2 separate regions of the Homo sapiens genome follow, and region 2 is linked to region 1. The links are chromatin contacts, found by Hi-C or POLR2A ChIA-PET in ENCODE. All regions are on one chromosome and are shown on one strand. Each heading gives the region's core, a stretch centred on a gene start or an enhancer-like site at or near the end of the contact. The rest is flanking DNA. Distances are from core to core; before and after follow the strand shown.

Region 1 (2,819 bases), core at 74-2,573:
CCCGGCCAGCGCTCCTCATTTGCTCCCGGGTGCCTTGCAGAGCCGGTGGGGAGCCTGTCACCGGGCTCCTGCGCCTGCTGAGGCTAGGCTGCAGAGAGGAGGGGGCGGGGGCTGGAGGCAGGTGGTGCGAGTCCCTCGGCCCAGGGGCGCTGGGGGTGAGGGAGGCGGCTGAGCCTGATTGGAGGAGAGAAAAACGAGGGAGGGGAGCCAAGAGAAACCCCCTCCTCTCGCGTTCCGAGGCTGCCCGGCCAGGGAGGCCAGGGCGCCCAGGCCACGCTGGAGACCTGCGGCTGGGCTGGTGGCTGTGTCCCCCGCCACCTCCCTCTTTGTTTTGCTGTGTGTCCTCCCAAGATGTGTGTCGGGAGGTGGGGTGGGGGGCAGGCATAAAGGTGGAGTGCAGGCCTGCTGAGCATACTTTTTTTCCCTCGGACTGTTGTTGTTGGGGGAGCAGGAGGAGAAGGGAGACCGCTCTTCCCTGCCTCTCCCTCTCAGGGACTTGGCCACCTTCGCTCTGTTCTGAGGCCATGGCTCTCTGCCTTCCTTCCTTCGCTGCCTCTGCTTCTCTGGTAGTCACGCTCCACTGAGGCATCCGCCTCCGGGAACCGGGAGAGCAGCGCGCCCGGGCCAACCTCCACCCTTCCTTTCTCTCCCCACCCTCCCAACCCCCTTTTTCTTTTACTTTCAAACCTTTTTTTTTCTTTTTCTTTCTTTCTTTCTTTTTTTTTTTGCCACCAGAAACGGCAGCGTCCAAGGCCCGTGGGCTGGATCCTGTGCCCTAGGAGCACCTAGGAAGACTTGCTCCATCTCCGCCCGCATATCTGGGGCACCAAGAGAGACAGAGTCGTGAGCCAGGCTCGCCTCATTCCTCGTCTTGGGAGAACCGGACCAACTTCCCCAAAAGGCCTTGCCGTGCAGAATTGGCCTGGTTTAATAAAGAACAGACCTGCCCCAAGCACCCACCCACCCAGTTGCGTGCATTCAATCCCTGCGTTTGTCTCTCGCTCGGTAACGGGCTGAAGAGGATGGGTGGAGGGTGACACGGATCGCCCCGAGGTTATTTATTTTCCCTTCCACTCAATCTCTTCCTCCCCAAATCTCGCCTGCAAGCGGCCTCCAGCCCGCGGGAGTCGGCAGCGGCCCTTGAGCCCCCAGCCCCAATCCACAGGGCTCGGCTTTCCCATTCATTATTGATCATATTTTATAAATCCAACGCCACACAATTTTTTCCACATTACCGGGAGCCGTGGGGAGACGGCCCGGCCATTGGCGGAGGGGACGTCACGTGGGCGGGGTCACGTGGTCCGGAGAGGAAAAAGGGGGTCCTTTTTGGTGTAAATCTGGACTCTAATTCTGTAATATATCAAGGAATCTCGTAAAACCGACACTAAAACGTCCCTGCCTACAAATCATCCGGCCAAATTATGAGTTCATTGTATTATGCGAATACTTTATTTTCTAAATATCCAGCCTCAAGTTCGGTTTTCGCTACCGGAGCCTTCCCAGAACAAACTTCTTGTGCGTTTGCTTCCAACCCCCAGCGCCCGGGCTATGGAGCGGGTTCGGGCGCTTCCTTCGCCGCCTCGATGCAGGGCTTGTACCCCGGCGGGGGGGGCATGGCGGGCCAGAGCGCGGCCGGCGTCTACGCGGCCGGCTATGGGCTCGAGCCGAGTTCCTTCAACATGCACTGCGCGCCCTTTGAGCAGAACCTCTCCGGGGTGTGTCCCGGCGACTCCGCCAAGGCGGCGGGCGCCAAGGAGCAGAGGGACTCGGACTTGGCGGCCGAGAGTAACTTCCGGATCTACCCCTGGATGCGAAGCTCAGGTAACGCCGCGCACCGAGCTGTCCTGAGCCCCAGGGGCCGGGGCACATTACCCTGAAGGCGCCTCCTTCCCGGCTGGGCGCCCCTTTCCGCGTCCAGAGTGCTCCCAGCCGGAGGTCGGCCCTGGAAGGCTGCACCCACTGGGCCGCGACCCAGCAGGCCATCCCCGCCCCCATATTTGCTCGGTGCTCTCAGGCTCGCTCTGCTTCCCGGCGGATCTCTCTTCGCCGGCACCACGGCGCTGCGAGCCCCCAGCCCGCCCCCACCCTTCCTCTCGGCCTTTTAGCTTTAAATATTTATCAGCAGCGCCGGCACGGGCTGGAGACGAGGCCGTTTGTCTTGCGGAGGAAGGCCGGTGTTTGCAGAGAATAGCCATTAGGGTCTCCCCCTTCTCCCCCCTTCCCAGCTAAGGATCTCAGCCCTGGGTGTGTCCCCCTGCCCCACTCGGATAAGGTATGGGGGAGGGGGCCATAGCGCTAAGCAATTCTCCCCTCCCCCTTCCTCTCCAGCCAACCCCGCTCCCCCATTATTCCCATCAGGACAATTAGAGGTGGGCTCTAGAGGCCTGGCGGGAGGAGAAAAGGACCCAGCCAGGGACACAGAGCTAGAGAGGCAGGTGGAGGGAGGGGGCTGAGGCCAAAGGAGATGATCCTCCTGATCCCAGTGAACCTGGGTGGGGGAGTGGAACAGGAGAACTAGAAAGGGGCAGAGGCTTCATGGGAGTGCAGCTGGCTTCCTGAGGTGCTCTTCCTAGGGCTCCTAGGAACCCCTAAAGAACTGGCCAAGTTTGGAGGTGTCATTCCAGATAAGTGACCCTTTTCTTGGGGGAGGGGCTAGGACTCTCTGGAGCCAATTCAAAAATTAGAGAGTGCAGTTCACCTAGCCAGCTGCTGCAGAACCCCAAGAGGCTGAGGTTCCATGGGGTCCCTGCCGAGTCTGACCCAGACATCCTTTTCTGCACTGTTCCAAAGCAGACGAACTTAGGGGCTAGCCCCAAAGT
Region 2 (2,795 bases), core at 151-2,650, 220 kb before region 1:
AATACATACTGCCAAATTAAATTTTTGTTTGTTTGTTTTTTGAGACGGAGTCTCACTCTGTTGCCCAGGCTGGAGTGCAGTGGCGCCATCTCGGCTCACCGCACCCTCCGCTGTCTGGGTCCAAGCGATTCTCCTGCCTCAGCCTCCCAAGTAGCTGGGATTACAGGCGCCCGCCACCACGCTCCACTAATTTTTGTATTTTTAGTAAAGACAGCGTTTTGCTATGTTTGCCAAGCTGGTCTTGAACTCCTGACCTCAGGTGATTCTGCCCGCCTGGGCCTCCCAAAGTGCTGAGATTACAGGCGTGAGCCACCGCGCCTAGTCAGCCAAATTAAATTTTTAAAGAGCCACAGATGTACTATCTGACTCGAAAGACAATATGACCTGTTAGTGCCAGGTAACTCAGGATTATCGACTACCTTTTTCAAGGCCCTTTCCATTCCACAGCTGTCATGTCTGCCAAAGGATAGAGTTTCCAGGTCCCTTGAAAATACCTGGGAAACTGAGCCATCTGGATATTCCTTAATCATGTATTCTCCACAAGCTACAAAGACCTACCACATAAAGTCCTTTACTTGCAATGGTGTTTCCAATAATAGAATAAGTTATATTATCCATATTTTACTCAGCTCCAACCATGGTCACTTGTTGGCTTGCATGTGAAGCAAGAATCCAAGTGATAGAAAAGAGTTAACACGTCCAGTGGGGTTGAAATAATATACGAGTGGGAACATTAGCTCCCAAACTAAGCTGGGTCAGTGGTGGAGGGGCAATGGATTAACTGTAGAGGCAGGTCACGACACCGTCTTTCCTCCTGCCTAGAACGTCTTCTCCGACAGCTGCAGCATGCAAAAGGCAAGGCGCTTCAGGGATCAAACCTACTCGTAAAGGGGGACACTGAGGCCCAAAAAGAAAGTAACTTGCTCAGGGTGACGCAACAAGGCTCCACCTCCGCCTCGAAGCCAACGGCGATGACATCCAGGCGAGGGATTACGGAACCACCACAGCCTGGGCCCGCGGGAGGGGACGGGACGCCACGACCCGTGGGGCGGCAGCCGCCGCCTCAAGACCCTCGCCGCCGCCAGGGGTGTCACTTCTTCCCGAGGAGCCTCCCACCCTGCCACACAGCACTGCAGCGCTGCCCTCCGCAAGACAAAACTGCCCCGCAACCCTCCCGGGCCGCGGGAGGGGCTCCAGGGCCTTCAGAACACCACTCCCACTATCACCCCAGAGGGTGAACTGCGGTGAGAACCGAAACTTGCCACACCTCTACCCCCGTGGCCCCTTCTCAGGACTGCAAGTCTGAATGTGGGCACCCCGAGGGCCTAACTGCCCCTTTCCACTTGAGGCACTCACCAGGGACAGCAACCAGCAGCGGCGCGACAGCAACAGGGCAGAGTGGGACGGGGGCGGGGCTAAGCACCCAAGGGAGAGCCCGTCCCGCCTGCCCCGCCCACACGTCACAACGGTCAGCAAGCCCCGCCCCCGCGCGGCGCTTGCTGGGACTTGTAGTGTTCAGGTGACCGGGCCCCAGGAGCGGTCTTCTGCCTTTGATGGCTCTCCTAAGTCCTGAGCAGCAATCTCACCGAAATAAACCTACTTCATCCCCTGGAAGAAGCTGTTTACTTTTCTTTTTTTTCTTTTATACCTTTATTTCTTTTTTCTTTTTCTGTCGTCCAGGCTAGAGTGCCATGGTGCGAACACGGCTTACTGCAGCCCCGACCTCCCGGGCTCAGGTGATCCTCCCACTTCAGCCTCCTGAGTAGCTGGGACAACCACGGTGCCCATACGGCGCCCGCCACCACGCCAGGCTAATTTTTGTATTTTTAGTAGAGATGGGGTTTTGCCATGTTGCCTAGGCTGGTCTTGAACTCCTGGGCTCAAGAGGTCCAGCTGCCTCGGCCTCCCAAAGTGTTGGGATTACAGACCTGAGTCATCGCGCCTGGGCTACATCTTTATGTCTTTCTTCCCTGAATGAGAAAGCTTTATACATTTGAAGGGCCATTAAGAGGTCATCTTCATTTTTCTCCTGGGTCCACTTAACACTACTTCACGAAGAGTCTTTATTTTTTTTGAGACAAGGTCTCACTCTGTTGCCCAGGCTGGTGTGCAGCGGGGCGATCTCGGCTCAGTGCAACCTCTGCCTCCTGAGTTCAAGCTATTCTCGTGCCTCAGCCTCCCCAGTAGCTGGGATTACAGGCACCCGCCACCATGCCCGGCTCATTTTTTTGTATTTTTAGTAGAGACGGGGTTTCACCATGTTGGCCAGGCTGGCCTTGAACTCCGTCTCAAAAAGAAAAAAGAGAATAAACTCATGGCCAGGCACAGTAGCTCACGCCTGTAATCCCAACATTTTGGGTGGCCGAGGTGGGAGATCTCTTGAGCCCAGAAATTTCAGATCATCCTGGACAAGATAGGGAGACCCTGTCTCCACAAAAAATAAAAAAATTAGCCGGGTGTGGCGGTGGGCCCCTGTAGTCCCAGCTACTCAGGAGGCTGAGGTGGTAGGATCACTTGAGCCTGGGAGGTGGAGGCTGCCATAAGCCATGATCACACCACTGCACTCCAGTCTGGGAGACAGAGCGAGACCCTGTCTCAAAAAAAAAAAAAAAAAAAAAAAAAAAGAATAAACTCAGTAAGAAAAGAATTCTGCTAAGTCAATTTAAAGAAAATCCCCCATCCTTAATATCTAATAACCCTGGCCTGCCTTCAACAAGAGTCCTGTTAAGTTGGTTTAACAAGAATCTCCTTTTAGTAATTTTCCATGCAGTGACCCCTCACTCTGCTTGTTGGCT

What was found. Hi-C counts contacts between places; a loop is a spot of excess contacts on that map. ChIA-PET counts read pairs that join two places held with the same protein, here RNA polymerase II (POLR2A). Pooled maps may share reads with other maps.
Region 2: a pooled map shows a loop between it and region 1 (3-fold over the local background). The contact joins the promoter of CALCOCO2 here to the promoter of HOXB7 in region 1. A Hi-C loop is called at or near these places in 2 of 50 pooled maps. POLR2A ChIA-PET finds 5 or more read pairs at or near these places in 3 of 52 experiments (GM10248, Panc1 and activated CD8-positive, alpha-beta memory T cell).

What each region holds. Positions count from the first base shown.
Region 1 is chr17:48,609,521-48,612,339 of GRCh38, reverse strand. It overlaps HOXB7 (homeobox B7), which reads left to right and starts at 1,323. Exons shown (of 2, transcript NM_004502.4): 1 at 1,323-1,821. The coding sequence starts at 1,422. RefSeq lists a silencer at 147-196 and enhancers at 1-810, 811-1,630, 1,631-2,451.
Region 2 is chr17:48,829,640-48,832,434 of GRCh38, reverse strand. It overlaps CALCOCO2 (calcium binding and coiled-coil domain 2), which reads right to left and starts at 1,400. Exons shown (of 13, transcript NM_005831.5): 1 at 1,357-1,400. RefSeq lists a silencer at 985-1,144 and an enhancer at 515-1,396.